Linked DNA regions of Homo sapiens: region 1 is linked to region 2. A link is an interaction called in ENCODE POLR2A ChIA-PET data of the cell type or tissue named here. Cell type or tissue: OCI-LY7. All regions are shown on one strand.

Evidence for each region. ChIA-PET counts read pairs that join two places held together with the same protein. Peaks named below come from ENCODE experiments on the same cell type or tissue, not always from the same donor. Only the 100,000 strongest peaks of a DNase experiment are listed, where the experiment ranks them.
Region 1: POLR2A ChIA-PET joins it to region 2 with 12 read pairs; 6 of 35 experiments call an interaction of 5 or more read pairs at or near these places.

What each region holds. Positions count from the first base shown.
Region 1 is chr19:45,206,617-45,214,616 of GRCh38, reverse strand. It overlaps EXOC3L2 (exocyst complex component 3 like 2), which reads left to right. Exons shown (of 12, transcript NM_001382422.1): 12 at 1,260-2,247. The coding sequence ends at 1,548. It also overlaps a transcript of BLOC1S3 not described here. Among named protein-coding and RNA genes, the nearest start is that of BLOC1S3, 32 kb to the right of the region's middle. In OCI-LY7, no CTCF peak of the experiment used is centred here; no DNase peak of the experiment used is centred here.
Region 2 is chr19:45,304,063-45,312,062 of GRCh38, reverse strand. MARK4 (microtubule affinity regulating kinase 4) reads right to left here. Exons shown (of 17, transcript NM_001199867.2): 17 at 6,779-8,000. It overlaps CKM (creatine kinase, M-type), which reads left to right. Exons shown (of 8, transcript NM_001824.5): 5 at 143-314; 6 at 3,531-3,654; 7 at 4,413-4,602; 8 at 5,135-5,650. The coding sequence ends at 5,313. Among named protein-coding and RNA genes, the nearest start is that of CKM, 15 kb to the left of the region's middle. RefSeq lists a silencer at 3,376-3,533. In OCI-LY7, no CTCF peak of the experiment used is centred here; a DNase peak (open chromatin) is centred at 3,722; H3K4me3 peaks cover 586 bases.

The sequences.
Region 1 (8,000 bases), 97 kb after region 2:
GGCACACTCCTGTAATCCCAGCTACTCGGGAGGCTGAGGCAGGAGAATTGCTTGAGCCCAGGAGGCGGAGGTTGCAGTGAGCTGAGATCGCGCCACTGCACTCCAGCCTGGCCAACAGAGCAAGACTCTGTCTCAAAACAAACAAACAAACAAACAAACACACAAAAAAACTAGTGTACCAGATCAGCACACCACACCACCATGTGACAGTGCTGGATGGTGGTGGCAGTGGTGGTGGCTGCCGGAGCAACGCCAGTCCTTGCAGTGCTATTTGGGCAGACACATTCTCAGACATACTCAGAGAAACAGAACCCCAGAAAAACAAGGAGTGAGGCATGAGCGGGTTTCAGTTTCAGCACTGAGGGTGGGGGTCCTGGAATTGATTCAGGGTGGTCAGTTCTGATTCTGGGGGATAAGGTCATGTCCTTGGGAAGGCACATATTCCTGGAGTCCCATGGGGTCCCAAGAAGTCCCAGTATTCTTGCTGATGTGGAGTTTCTGAACTTGAATATTGGATCATGAGTCAGAACTTGAATCTGTAGCTAAGTTTAAGAGTTTGCTAGCTGGGTTGGGTTTAGGGGGTTGAGCTTGAGATTAGGAGGTACCTAGGGCTGAGGATTTAGGGGGAGTGGGGTACAAGGTTTCTTTCTTTTTTTTACTTTTGAAATGGAGTCTCGCTGTGTCACCCAGGCTGGACTGCAGTGGCGCGATCTCAGCTCACTGCAACCTCTGCCTCCCAGGTTTAAGGGATTCTCTTGCCTCAGACTCCTGAGTAGCTAGGATTACAAGCGCCTGCCACCACACCCAGCTTTTTTTTTTTTTTAATGTATTTTTAGTAGAGAGAGGGTTTCGCCATGTTGGCCAGGCTGGTCTCGAACTCCTGACCTCAGGTGATCCGCCTGCCTTGGCCCCCCAAAGTGCTGGGATTACAGGCATGAGCCACGGCACCCAGCTGAGAAGGTGAATTTTAATCACGAGCTGAGGCTTGGGGTGAAAAGGAAGATCCCAGGGCTGGTTCTGGGGTTGGTTGTAAGGGGGATTTGGAGATGGTTGGAAGTGAAGTTCTGGAGGGAGCTGGTATGAGGTGAGGGCCTGGGCAAGGGAGCTGATTGGAGGGAAGGCTCTGGAGGGGACACAGAGGCCCCAGAACTCAGGCAATTTCTGGGATAGGTGAGGGGGTCAGGTGGGGTCCACGGCTGGGTTGGGTGTGTGTCTAGAGCTGGGGATCTGCATGCACCTGTCTGTTCCTCTCCCCACAGGCAGAAGCACGTGGCAGCCCTCCTCGACATCCGTGGCCTGCGCAACACAGCCGCCCGCCAGGAGATCCTGGCCGTGGCCCGGGACCTGGAACTCTCTGAGGAGGGAGCCCTGTCACCCCCTCGGGACCGTGCCTTCTTTGCAGACATCCCTGTGCCCCGCCCATCTTTCTGTCTCAGCCTCCCTCTCTTCCTGGGCCGCCTCCCCCTCTCCCGGCTGGCCAGGCCCAGTTTGGCCTGTCTGCCTCGGCCCCGGCCTCCGTCTCTAGCGCGACCTCGGGCCCAGCGCTGAGGGTCACCCAACCGCCGGCCTTAGTGACCCCATCTATGCTGCTGACAAGCCAACCTCCCGTACGGCGCCCCTCCTGACTCCCTGCCTGGGACCACACACCCCTGGGATAGAAAGACCCTTAGATGTCTTTTCACCCAACCCCAAACTCCCTGTACAGAAGGGAAACAAACGCCAGGCACGGTGGCTCATGCCTGTAATCCCAACACTTTGGGAGGCTGAGGCCGGAGGATTGCTTGAGCCCAGGAGTTCAAGACCAGCCTGGGCAACATAGTGAGACCTGCCCCCTATCTCTACAAAAAATAAAAAATTAGCTGGGCACGGTGGTGTGTGCCTGTAGTCCCAGCTACTGGTGAGGCTGAGGCTGGAGGATCACTGGAGTTCGAGGCTGCAGTGAGCTATGACTGTGCCACTGCACTCCAGCCTGGTCAACAAAGCAAGACCCTTTCTCAAAAAAAAAAAAAAAAAAAAAAGGTAGGGGGAAACAGAGGCCAAAGAGACAAAGCATTTTCCCAAGGCCATGAAGCCTGTTCCCAGCACCTCCCCTCCTGCCATAGCCCAGAGTGGTGAGTGTCGTTCTGGAAGTCTCTACAGAAATATCCCAGCTCCCCCGCCCCTTTCCCTCACCTCAAGGTCTGGCCCCAATCCAATGTATTAAGGAACGTTCGATACTTAGAATAAAGAGGTTTCTATTTAACACAAGGAAGGGCTGAGTCCTGAGTGTGTTGTGGGGAGGAAGGACCGGGGAAGCAGGGCCCCGGGCCAGTGGCTTCTCACACACCCAAGGCCGGGCTGGGCTCCAGCTCCTGGGCAGGGTAGTGGAGGTAGAGGGAGGCTGCATGTGCTGGGAGCGACGCCAACCCATGTACACCTCCTGGCTGTGTGGCTCTGAGGCCAGGCCTTCGCCACTCTGAGCCAGGGTCCCTCGTCTGGTCAATCTCAAAGTGCCTGTCCATTCCTGGTCCTGGTGGCTCCATCTTGGCACACCCTCCCCATCCATCCTTAGCCGGGAAGCTGCCCTGTCAGGAGAGGAAGGAGGTTGGGGGCAGGGCTGGCGGCATCCAGGGCGCCCTCCTGGGTTGACGCAGGAAAGTCTCGGGGTGGGAAAATTTCCAGCCTCTCACCCCCAGCCCCGCCGGATCCTAGTCCCCACGGAGACCTTGAGGTCACCTCCCTGCTGACTCCTGCCCCTCCGGCCTGGGCTGGACAGCCCGTGATGGATGTTTCCTGACTTGTGGGATTTTTTGTGTGTATGTGGTTTTTTTTTTTTTCCCTGAGAAGTCAGAAAGAGGAGGCAGCCAGGGGTTAGCACTGGGGCTGGGTTTGGAACTTCACGCATGCACATTTGAACTTGGGGAGGTAGAGACGAGGGACTCTCGGAGCCCAAGGCTGTGCTTCCTGACCCGAGGCAGGAAGCTGCCCCTCTCTGGGCTGAGGTTCCTGTGCCTTTCTGGGGGAATTGCTTAAACTCTCTTTCCCCAGGCTGAGGCAAGAATGTCCTGAGGGTGCACCTTCCTCACTTTGCCCTCTGAAAATGACATTTTCTTTTTTTTTTTTTTTTCAGTCAGAGTCTCATTCTGTCGCCCAGGCTAGAGTGCAATGGCGCGATCTCAGCTCACTGCAACCTCCACCTCCCAGGTTCAAGCAATTTATTCTCCTGCCTCAGGCTCCTGAGTAGCTGGGATTACAGGTGCCCCCCCTCCACCACCACCATACCCAGCTAATTTTTGTATTTTTAGTAGAGACGGGGCTTCACCATGTTGGCCAGGCTGGTCTCCAACTCCTGACCTCAAGTGATCTACCCGCCTCAGCCTCCCAAAGTGCTGGGATGACAGGCATGAGCCACTGTGCCCAGCCCGAAAATGACACTTTTTATGTTGCCAATATGCAAAAGAGCAAGAGAGGAGTTGAGGAATCAACAATATTGTGCAGTCCATAGACATTTATTATTTATTTTTTAGAGACAGGGTCTTTGCTCTGTTGCCCAGGCTGGAGTGCAATGACACGATCATAGCTCACTGCAGCCTCTACCTCCTAGCCCAAGTGATCCTCCCACCTCAGCCTTCTGAGTAGCTGGGACTACAGGCTCGTGCCAGCACACCCAGCTAATATTTTATTTGTTTTGTAAAGACAGAGTCTCACTATGTTGACCAGGTTGGCCTCAAGCCATCCTCCTGCCTCATCCTCCCAAAGTGCTGGGATTACAGGCGTGAGCCACTGCCACTGCCCTGTAGGCGTTGAATTAAACATATAAGAGCCTCAGTTTGTCAATGTACTTTTCAGATGTTGGTCCTCCATTGAAAAACAGCTTTTGGCTGGGCACAGTGGCTCACACAGCAGTTTGGGACACAGAGGTGGGAGGATCGCCTGAAGCCAGGTGTTCAAGGTTGCAGTTGGCTGTGATTGTGCCTCTGCGTTGTAGCCTAGATGATAGGTGAGACCTTGTCTCATTAAAAAAGAAAAAAAAAAAAGTGGCCGGGTGAGGTGGCTCACACCTGTAATCCCAGCGCTTTGGGAGGCCGAGGTGGGCGGATCATGTGAGGTCAGGAGTTCGAGACCAGCCTGGCCAACGTGGAGAAACCACATCTCTACTAAAAATTCAAAACTTAGCCAGGCGTGGTGGCGCATCTATAATCCCAGCTACTCCAGGAGGCTCAGGCAAGAGAATCACTTGAGCCCAGGAGGCAGAGGTTGAAGTGAGCCGAGATCGTGCCCCTGCACTCCAGCCTAAGAGACAGAGCAAGACTCCATCTCAAAAAAAAAAAAAAAAAAAAAAAAAAAAGTTAAAATAGTAAATTTTATGTATATTTCAGCACAATAAAAAAATTTTAAATAAAGAAACCTCATACTCATTTGTAGTTAATATCCAATCTCCCTAGTAACTTTCTAGCCCTAAGCAGACACTAATCTCTCTGTCTCTATTAATCTACCTATTTTGGACTTTTCACATTTGGAAATACATAACGTAGTCTTTTGTGACTGATGTTTTTCATGTGCATAATTTTGTTTTGTTTTGTTTTGTTTTTGAGACAGAGTTCTGGCCAGGCACAATGGCTCACGCCTGTAATCCCAGCACTTTGGGAGGTGGCTGAGGTGGGCGGATCACGAGGTCAGGAGATGGAGACCATCCTGGCTAACACAGTGAAACCCCATCTTTACTAAAAATACAAAAATTAGCCGGGCGTGGTGGCGCATGCCTATAATCACAGCTACTTGGAAGGCTGAGTCAGGAGAATCGCTTGAACCCGGGAGGCAGAGGTTGCGGTGAGCAAAGATGGTGAGCCAAGATGGTGCCACTGCACTCCAGCCTGGGCAACAAGGGCGAAACTCCGCCTCAAAAAAAATAAAATAGGCCGGGCATGGTGGCTCACGCCTGTAATCCCAGCACTTTGGGAGGCCGAGGCGGGCGGATCACGAGATCAGGAGATCGAGACCATCCTGGCTAACACGGTGAAACCTCGTCTCTACTAAAAATACAAAAAATTAGCTGGGCGTAGTGGCAGGCGCCTGTAGTCCCAGCTACTCGGGAGGCTGAGGCAGGAGAATGGAGTGAAACCGGGAGGCGGAGCTTGCAGTGAGCCGAGATTGCATTACTGCACTCCAACCTGGGCGACAGAGCAAGACACTGTCTCAGAAAAAAACAATAATAACAATAAAATAAAGAAATAGAACTACTCTCTTCGAAATTTTCAAGTATACAATACATTGTTATTAACTGTAGTTGGTCAGGCGCAGTGGCTTATGCGTGTAATCCCAGCACTGTGGGAGGCCAAGGTGGGCGGATCACTTGAGGTCAGGAGTTTAAGACCAGCCTGGCCAACATGGTGAAACCCCATCTCTACTAAAAATATAAAAATTAGCCGGGCATGGTGGTGCTCGCCTGTAATCCCAGTTACTCAGGAGGCTGAGGCAGGAGAATGGTTTGAACCCGGGAGGCAGAGGTTGCAGTGAGCCGAGGTAGCACCATTGCACTCCAGCCTGGGCAACAGAGAGAGACTCCATCTCAAACAAACAACAAAAAAAAAACAAAACTGTAGTCACCATGTTGTGCAATAGATCTCCTGAACTTACTCCTCCTAACTGAAATTTGTATCCTTTGACCACCGTCTCCCCAGTCCTCCTTTTCCTCTTTTCTAATTAAGCATTTAAAAATCTATCAATGTCTTTCTAAGCATTACTTTATCTCATGTCATGTATTTTGATATGTTATTTTTTTTCATTGAGTTTTATGTAGTTTATACTTTCTCTTTTGATTTCTTCTTCGACTTCTGGGTTATTTACTTTCCAAATACTTGTGGGCTTTTTTTTTTTTCTTTCTGAGATAGTTTCACTCTTGTTGCCCAGGCTGGAGTGCAATGGCACAGCCTCAGCTCACTGCAACCTCAGCCTCCTGGATTCAAGTGATTCTCCTGCCTCAGCCTCCCAAGTAGCTGGGATTACAGGCACCCACCACCACACCCAGCTAATTTTTGTATTTTTAGTAGAGATGGTGTTTCACCCTGTTGGTCAGGCTGGTCTCGAACTCCTGACCTCATCAGGTGATCTGCCCACCTGGGCCTCAAAGTGCTGGGATTACAGGCGTGAGCCACCACGCCCGACACCACGCCCAGCTAATTTTTGTATTTTTAGCAGAGACAGCGTTTTGCCATGTTGGCTAGGCTGGTCTCAAAGTCTTGACTTCAAATGATCCACCCACCTCGGCCTCCCAAAGTACTGAGATTACAGGTATGAGCGATGGCACCTGACTGATTATTTTTATTTCTAAGAGATTATAGATTCATAAGAAGTTACAAAAAGAGAGGCTGGGTGTGGTGGCTCATGCCTGTAATCCCAGCACTTTGGGAGGTCAAGGAGGGCAGATCACGAGATCAGGAGTTCGAGACCAGCTTGGCCAACATGGCAAAACCCGTCTCTACTAAAAATACAAAACTTAGCTGGGCGTGGTGGCAGGTGCCTATAATCCCAGCTACTTGGAAGGCTGAGGCAGAAGAATCGCTTGAACCCAGGAGGTAGAGGTTGCGATGAGCCAAGATTTCGCCACTGCACTCCAGCCTGGGTGACACAGCAAGACTCCATCTCAAAAAAAAAAAAAAAGTACATGGTGGTCTTGTTTGCCCTTCATCCACTTACCTGATGCTAACATCTTATATAACTGTAATACAACATCAAAACAGGACATTGACATTAGTTCAATTCTAAGACCTTAATCTTCCAATTTCACTGGTTTTACTCACTCCTATGTGTACCTGTGCACATGTGTGTGTATGCAGGTGTATGCGTGTGCACCTGCACATTCCTATGTGTAGCACTAGGCAAAAATTTTTTTTAATTTTTTGAGATGGAGTCTCGCTCTGTCTCCCAGGCTGGGGTGCAGTGGTGTGATCTCAGCTCTCTGCAACCTCCACCTCCTGGGTTCAAGCAATTCTCGTGACTCAGCCTCCCGAGTAGGTGAGACTATAGGTGTGCGCTACCACGCCCAGCTAGGTTTTTTTTTTTTTTTTTTTTTTTTTTTTTTTGAGACAGAGTCTCGCTCTGTCACCCACACTGGAGTGTGGAGTGCAGTAGCACTTGAATGTAGACTGCGAGAAGTTAAAGATGTGGACTATAAACTCTACAGTGACCATTAAAAAAACAAGGCAGGTGAGGCGCGGTGGCTCACGCCTGTAATCCCAGCACTTTGGGAGGCCGAGGCGGGTGGATCACCTTAGGTCAGGAGTTTGAGACCAGCCTGGCCAACATGGCGAAACCCCATCTCTACTAAAAATACAAAAATTAGTCGGGCTTGGTGTCGGGCACCTGTAGTCCCAGCTACTCAGGAGGCTGAGGCAGGAAAATCACTTGAACCCGGGAGGCAGAGATTGCACTAAGCCGATATCGTGCCACTGCATTCCAGCCTGGGCAACAGAGTGAGACTCTGTCTCAAAAAAAATAAAATAGCTGGGCGCGGTGGCTTACACCTGTCATCCCAGCACTTTGGAAGGCTGAGGAGGGTGGATCACTTGAGGTCAGGAGTTCAAGACCAGCCTGGCCAACATGGTGAAACCCTATCTCTATTAAAACAAATTAGCTGGGCATGGTGGCAGGCGCCTATAATCCCAGCTACTCTGGAGGCTGAGTGAGGCAGGGGAATCAGTTGAACCCAGGCGGCAGAGGTTGTAGTGAGCCTAGGTCGTGCCACTGCTCTCCAGCTTGGGTGACAAGAGTGAAACTCTCAAATAAATAAATAAATAAAATAATAAAACAAAGAGCTATAGCTAATAAGCCTACAAAAGAGATAAAATGGAATCATAAAAAAATTACTTGATTAATCCAGCCAGTCATAGTGGCTCATGCCTATAATCCTAGCCCTTTGGGAGGCCAAGGCGGGAGGAATCACTTGAGCCCAGGAGTTCAAGTCCAGCCTGGGCAGCACATGAGACACCATCTCTATTAAAAAAAAAAAAAAAAATTTAACT
Region 2 (8,000 bases):
GACACAGGGTTCAGGTGCCTTTAGGACATCCAGGGGGCCAAGGCCCAGGCCCGTTAGGAGCAGCAGCAGGGGAAACCCTGGGCCTCCACACCCTGGTTGAGGTGGGACAGGCTGCTGACCACTCCCTCGTGTGTCCCCATAGCTCTCAACAGCCTGACGGGCGAGTTCAAAGGGAAGTACTACCCTCTGAAGAGCATGACGGAGAAGGAGCAGCAGCAGCTCATCGATGACCACTTCCTGTTCGACAAGCCCGTGTCCCCGCTGCTGCTGGCCTCAGGCATGGCCCGCGACTGGCCCGACGCCCGTGGCATCTGGTGAGGCCCCTCCCCGCCCCCTGGCTTCCTCTTCCCCCAGCCTCCTCCAGTCCTGCAACGGCCCTCCTCACTCCTCCACCAAAACCAAGGCCATATACGTAATTATGATCTTCTAAATGCCACGGAAAATGATCTTGCCCTCCGCCCCTGCCCATCCTGTGGTCTGTGTGTCAGATTTTGGGATATCTGGACCGGAGAAGTGGTAGTTAAAAACTTAAGACTTGGCGGGGCACGGTGGCTCATGCCTGTAATCCCTGCACTTTGCGAGGCCAAGGCGGGGGGATCACTTGAGGTCAGGAGTTTGAGACCAGCCTGGCCAACACGGTGTCTACTAAAAATGACAAAAATTTAGCTGGGCGTAGTGGCAGGCGCCTGTAGTCCCAGCTACTTGGGAAGATGATGCAGGAGAATCGCTTGAACCCAGGTGGCGGAGGTTGCAGTGAGCCGAGATCGTGCCACTGCACTCCAGCCTGGGCGACAGAGCCAGACTGTCTCAAAAAAAAACAAACAAAAAAGAAAGAACTTAGACTTGGCCGGGCACAGTGGCTCACACCTGTAATCCCAGCACTTTGGGAGGCTGCAGCAGGAGGGTCGCTTGTGCCCAGGAGTTCTAGACCAGCCTGGGCAACATAGGGAGACCACGTCGCTACAAAAATTAAAAAAAAAAAAAGCCAGGCGCGGTGGCTCACGCCTGTAATCCCAGCACTTTGGGAGGCCAAGGTGGGCGGATCACGAGGTCAGGAGATTGACACCATCCTGGCTAACACGGTGAAACCCCGTCTCTACTAAAACTACAAAAAAAAAAAAAAAATTAGCCCGGCGTCGTGGCAGGCGCCTGTAGTCCCAGCTACTTGGGAGGCTGAGGCAGGAGAATGGCCTGAACCCAAGAGGCGGAGCTTGCAGTGAGCTGAGATCGTGCCACTGCACTCCAGCCTGGGCGACAGGAGACTCCGTCTCAAAAAAAAAAAAAAAAAAAAAAAAAAAAAAAAGCCAGGCGTGATGGCGTATACCTGTGGTCCCAGCTACTCGAGAGGCTGAGGATCAGCTGGGCCCAGAGGATTGAGGTTACTGTGAATCATGACCGAGGTACTGCACTCCAGCTACCTGTCTCAAAAATAAGAACTCAGACTTGAACCGTACTCCCTAGGTTCAAATCCCAGCTCTACCATTTACTAACTTTACTAGCTTTGTGACCTTGGGCAACTTATTTTATTTTTCTCTACCCCAGTTTCCTAGCTATAGGATAGGGATCACAATAATTTGTAGTTTCTGGTGTTCTTGTGAGGATTAAATGAGTTAATTTATGTAAAGTATTAAAAGCAGTGCCTGGGCCAGGCGCGGTGGCTCACGCCTGTAATCCCAGCACTTTGGGAGGCCAAGGCGGGCGGATCACGAGGTCAGGAGATCGAGACCATCCTGGCTAACATGGTGAAACCCCGTCTCTACTAAAAATACAAAAAATTAGCTGGGCTTGGTGGCAGGCGCCTGTAGTCCTACTTACTCGTGAGGCTGAGGCAGGAGAATGGCGTGAACCCGGGAGGCGGAGCTTGAAGTGAGCCAAGATCGCATCACTGCACTCCAGCCTGGGCGACAGACCAAGACTCTGTCTCAAAAAAAAAAAAAAAAAAAAAAGCAGTGCCTGGTATACACTAAGTGTTCAGTACATCTTGGTTATTCGTCTTATCTTTATTATAAAGTATTATTGCTAGACTTGTTTTGACTCTTTGAATCCCTGATTCAGATAGTCAAAGATTTAGAGAACCTAGGTTTCAATCGATGAAGGGAGCCTGGGTGCTAAGATATACAGATGGGATGATTCTAAGATTTCAAGATTTTAAATATTTTTAGGTTTTAAGATTCCACTCATTTATTTATTTATTTATTTTGAGATGGACTCTCACTCTGAGGCCCAGGCTGGAGTGCAGTGGGTTGATCTCGACTCACTGAAACCTCCATCTCCCGGGTTCAAACGATCCTCTCACCCTCCGCCTCCTTAGTAGCTAGGACGACAGGCATGTGCCACTGTGCCCAGCTAGTTTTCGTATTTTTGGTAGAGACAGCGTTCTGCCATGTTGCTCAGGCTGGTCTCGAACTCTTCACCTTAAGTGATCCGCCCACCTCAGCCTCCCAAAGTGCTGGGATTACAAGCGTGAGCCACCATGCCTGCCCTCAGGTTTTTTTTTTTTTTTTTTTGAGACAGGGTCTTGCTCTGTTGCCCAGGCTGGAGTGCAGTGGTGGGATCATAGCTCGCTGCAGCCTGGACCTTCCAAGGTCAAGTGATCCTCCCGCCTCAGCCTCCCCAGTGGCTTGGACTACAGGCATGTGTCCCACCATGCCTGCTAATTTTTTAAATTTTGTAGATATGTGGGTCTTGCCATGTTGCCCAGGGTAGTCTTGAACTCCTGGGCTCAAGCAATCCTCCGGCCTTGGCCTCCCAAAGTGCTGGGATTACAGGCATGAGCCACCACACCCGGCCATTTCCGGATCTTAATATTTTATGTTCTTTTTTTTTTTTTTTTTTGAGATGGAGTCTCGCTCTGTTGCCCAGGCTGGAGTGCAGTGGCGCGATCTCGACTCACTGCAAGCTCCACCTCCCGGGTTCTCGCCATTCTCTTGCCTCAGCCTCCTGAGTAGCTGGGACTACAGATGCCCGCCACCATGCCCAGATTTTTTTTTGTATTTTTTAGTAGAGACAGGGTTTCGACGTGTTAGCCAGGATGGTGTCGATCTCCTGACCTTGTGATCCGCCCGCCTCGGCCTCCCAAAGTGCTGGGATTACAGGCGTGAGCCACCGCACCCAGCCTTAATATTTTATGTTCTAAGATCCTGCTTCTGAGATGCTAGGATTGGGAGCTAACACACTACGATGGGAAGATTTTCTGGTCCTGAAACCAGATGTAGGATTACCAAGTGTTATCAGTTCTGATCCCAAGCTTCTGTTTGTCAAACATCCTGAGATCCCAAGGATCTATAATAATACTGTTCAAAGACTTAAGTCCCTAAAAGTCCTTGATCCCAGGATTCAGCGTTTTGCAGATCCTGTGACATTAGAGTCTACAGGTTTAAGCTTCTGCGTTTTGAGGAGGCAGATGCCACCCACCTCCCACCCCTCAGGCCCTCTTCCCCCATCGGTGGGCAGATGTTTTGGGGGAGGGCTGGGAATGGGGTTCCCACGGGGCTGACACCTTGGCCTCTTGCTGCGGCACCTTACTCTAGGCACAATGACAACAAGAGCTTCCTGGTGTGGGTGAACGAGGAGGATCACCTCCGGGTCATCTCCATGGAGAAGGGGGGCAACATGAAGGAGGTTTTCCGCCGCTTCTGCGTAGGGCTGCAGAAGGTGGGTGTCTGCCCTTAGCTGCTGACTTCTGACTCCACCTTGAACGCCCCACCTGCTTTCCGAGGCCCCGCCCCTTCCCCTATACTAAGCCCTGCCCCACCCATTTTCCAGGGCCCTGCCCCCCGGACCTGGCTCCACCCCATGCCAAACCCCGCCCCCCAAAACTAGCCCCACCCGCTTTTCAGGGCCCCGCCCCTGGACCCAGCTCCACCCTATGCCCAAGCCCCGCCCGTAAGGATCCGCCTTCAGGCCGGGAGCGGTGGCTCACGCCTGTAATCCCAGCACTTTGGGAGGCTGAGGAGGGTCAGGAGTTCAAGACCAGCCTGGCCAACATGGTGAAACCCCGTCTCTATACTAAAAAATTAATAAATAAATAAATTATCCAGGCGTAGTGGCGCGCGCCTGTAGTCCCAGCTACTCGGGAGGCTGAGGCAGGAGAATCGCTTGAACCTGGGAGGCAGAGGTTGCAGTGAGACGAGATCACGCCATTGCACTCCAGCCTGGGTGACACAGAGAGACTCTGGAAAAAAAAAAAAAAAAAACCCGCCTTCAAAGCGTTCTTAGTCCCCGCCCCTCAAAATCCTGCCTTGGTCCCCATTGTCTAGCCAGCACCCTCGGAATCTCCTACCTCCCTGTTCCCCTCAGAATCCCACCTCCACCACGTTCCCACGCCCTGTCCCTCCGGACCCTGTCCATGTTGCGGGTGCATTTGGGGGTGCCTGCCGGCGCTGACCCCTGGTCCTCTCTCTGAACCTCAGATTGAGGAGATCTTTAAGAAAGCTGGCCACCCCTTCATGTGGAACCAGCACCTGGGCTACGTGCTCACCTGCCCATCCAACCTGGGCACTGGGCTGCGTGGAGGCGTGCATGTGAAGCTGGCGCACCTGAGCAAGCACCCCAAGTTCGAGGAGATCCTCACCCGCCTGCGTCTGCAGAAGAGGGGTACAGGTACGGCTCCCACATCCTTTGCACCACGACGGAGGGGGAGCGAGGGCCCTTTGCAGGGATGCAAGGAGAGGTGCGACATCCCTGCGAGTTCTGGGGATCCGGCAAGGGCTGACCCTCTGTGAGCTTGCATTTCTTCCTCTGTAAAATGGGTGTCAATATGCCTATGTGATAGGAGTCAATGTGGGATTTTCATGATTATATAATATGCATTGCACATGCCCTTGGACCTCCCTCGGGGCCTCAGTTTCCCCATTTATAAAGCGAGGAGTGGTCAGGATTCGACCCTAGGCCGCCTGGCTCCAGAACCCACTCTCTTACCCACTATACTATGTTTGATAACTGAGTGGCGTGGTACCCCATCTGAAGTCAGAGACTCGTGAGCTCACGAATGAACAGGCATTACCTGTGTGCAGGTAACCTGTTACACAGTAGGCACTCACTACATGCGGCTGTTGCATTTGGCACGGGGGCCACGTCCCAGCCCCTCTGCACCTTCGCTGCCTCTTCACGCCCCTGTCCCTTGCTCCCACAGGTGGCGTGGACACAGCTGCCGTGGGCTCAGTATTTGACGTGTCCAACGCTGATCGGCTGGGCTCGTCCGAAGTAGAACAGGTGCAGCTGGTGGTGGATGGTGTGAAGCTCATGGTGGAAATGGAGAAGAAGTTGGAGAAAGGCCAGTCCATTGACGACATGATCCCCGCCCAGAAGTAGGCGCCTGCCCACCTGCCACCGACTGCTGGAACCCAGCCAGTGGGAGGGCCTGGCCCACCAGAGTCCTGCTCCCTCACTCCTCGCCCCGCCCCCTGTCCCAGAGTCCCACCTGGGGGCTCTCTCCACCCTTCTCAGAGTTCCAGTTTCAACCAGAGTTCCAACCAATGGGCTCCATCCTCTGGATTCTGGCCAATGAAATATCTCCCTGGCAGGGTCCTCTTCTTTTCCCAGAGCTCCACCCCAACCAGGAGCTCTAGTTAATGGAGAGCTCCCAGCACACTCGGAGCTTGTGCTTTGTCTCCACGCAAAGCGATAAATAAAAGCATTGGTGGCCTTAGCTTTGTGCGATAGTTATTGAGGGAGGACGTGCAATTGGCCACTGTGTGGTCTCAGAGTGGTTTGTCCTGTCTAGGCATGTACTAAACATGTCTTATCCCGGGTCTAAAATGAGGCAAAGTTAGGTCACAGAATCTAGTCCAAAAATTAGAAGGCTCTATGGGGAATCTGAGACCCAGAGAGACACTGAGCCCAGTGTCACTCACCCAAAGCATGGGCCCTTTCCAACTATGGCTTTGAATTAGTCATGCTCAGATCTCAAACACGAGGTCCACGCTGGGGAGGAATGCAGCCAAACGAAATGTCTGAAACTTGAATTTAGCCCAACGGTCTCCAGTTTTGAGACCTCCCATGCAGCTCGTCACATCTACCTATATTCTGCTTCTCAGTGGCCTCCTTCTGTCCCGTCTGACTTCATCCCTCTGTAGCTGCTGCCAGTCCCTTACTTTCTCAAGAACCTGCCATGGCTCCCCATTTCTCCTAGAAAGCTTTTCTGTTATTTTGCAACTCAAGGCCACACTGAAATGCATACCATTTGCTGGAGGCTCACCTTTCCAGTTCTTTCCCCATTACTCCTCTGATTCTTTCACACCTGACACCCTCCAATTCCCACCTCAATGTCTTTGACCAAGCTGTTTCCCTCTCCAATCTGTGAGTCTGAGCATCCCCATGAAGTCTTTAGGGATAGGCCTTTTGGAGAACTCAGTCCCAGGAAGGAACAGGAAAGAGGTGTGGTAGAGCAATTGGTGGAGGGAGAAGAGTTAATAGAAGTCAAGCAGTAGCTGAACATGCATTGGGTGTTGGGCACGTCAATCACCTCCACCCAGTCAAACAGGCCAATGTCTACGTTAACAAGGACACAGTCGGTGGGCCCCAAAAGACAAACGTTTTAGGGAAAAAAAAAAGTGAGGTGGGAGTAAATGGAAGAACCGACAAAGCCCTCAGGAACCTAAGGTGCTTTTTCAAACCTCAAGAGTCACAGAGATTAAGGGCCCTTGTAGTTCAATCTGCCCTCTGTTTTACAGAGGGGAAATTGAGGCCTAGGGATGTCCCCAAAAGTTCCCAGGGAGATTACTACAAGGAAGGTTAGGAGAGATTCTAAACATTAAGGTATGCAGAACCTGTGAGATGCTGTGATGTTCTTTACTGTACTGTCCCCAGTTGAAGATCCCAGCTCCACACCCAGAGGCTACATAGACCACACACGCCAGTGGGGACCTTCTGAGCCAGCCAAAGCCACAGTCCAGACACCTGTTACCAGGTCCTGCCCACTTTGCCTCACAGGACTCTCTTAAATCTATCTGCGCTCTCCCCATCTGTCCAGCCCCGACCTCTTTCCTGATCTTCTGACCTGTCAACTTCCCTCCCTTCCACCCTGCACATAGCACAAACCCGCCCATCTCTACCCTACCTACAACCTTGCCATGGCTCCCCCAGTGCCCTTGGAAGAAAGCCCAGGCCCCTGTCCATAACCTTCAAGGCCCTACTGACGCCCCTAGCCCCATACCTCACAGCAATTCTACACTTACAAAGTCACATGCCATTTGTTGAGGACCTGTCCTCTCTCTTGCTCCCTGGCCCTTGTATGTGCCATTTGCTGTGCCTAAAACGCACTCCTATCCATGTCTAGCTGGCTCCTTCTCCTCCAGGAAGCCCTCCCTGGCTGAGGCAGGCATCACCTCTGGACTCCCCTATACCAGCCCTGCCCAGTCGCTGCCTGAGGACACATCTGCCTCCTCCATTGGACTGTGAGCTCTATGAGGGCAGTGTTGGGGCTGTCTTGATTACCACTGTGTCCCCAGCACAGAGGATGCTCTCAGGAATTGACCAAGCCTCTTCCCTGAAGTTCCCTGAACTTCCATGGTTCCCCAGTGCCATGGGGAGAAAGTCCAGCTTATTCATTTTGGCCCCAAAGGTGCTGTGTGAATAAGCTCCGCCCTTCTGTACTGCACAGACTTCAACCACTATAATCTGTCCAGCTCCCATGCCTTTTCTCCTGCTCATGACACTTGACCTTCCTTTGAGGAACCCCTACTAAGTGCAGCTCTGAGTCTGGCCACTCTAGAGTCACAGTGATTGGTTTAGAGAAAATCACATGGCCCATTTGGGCCAATGAGAGTCTGCCCTGGGACTTTTGCTGGGAAACTGACAATGAGGGTCTTTCTGCTGCAGAAAGCTGGAGGGATAGAAACTTCTAACTGCTGAAGTCATCTGTGCCACCAGGAAAGGAGCCCTTACTTGATAAAAATTACTAGAATTCAACTTACACTGAAAAAATAGATGCAATGGCCTGATGCCTGGATCAAACCTACCTGAAGCCAGGTGCCCCTGGACTATTAAGTAACATAAAC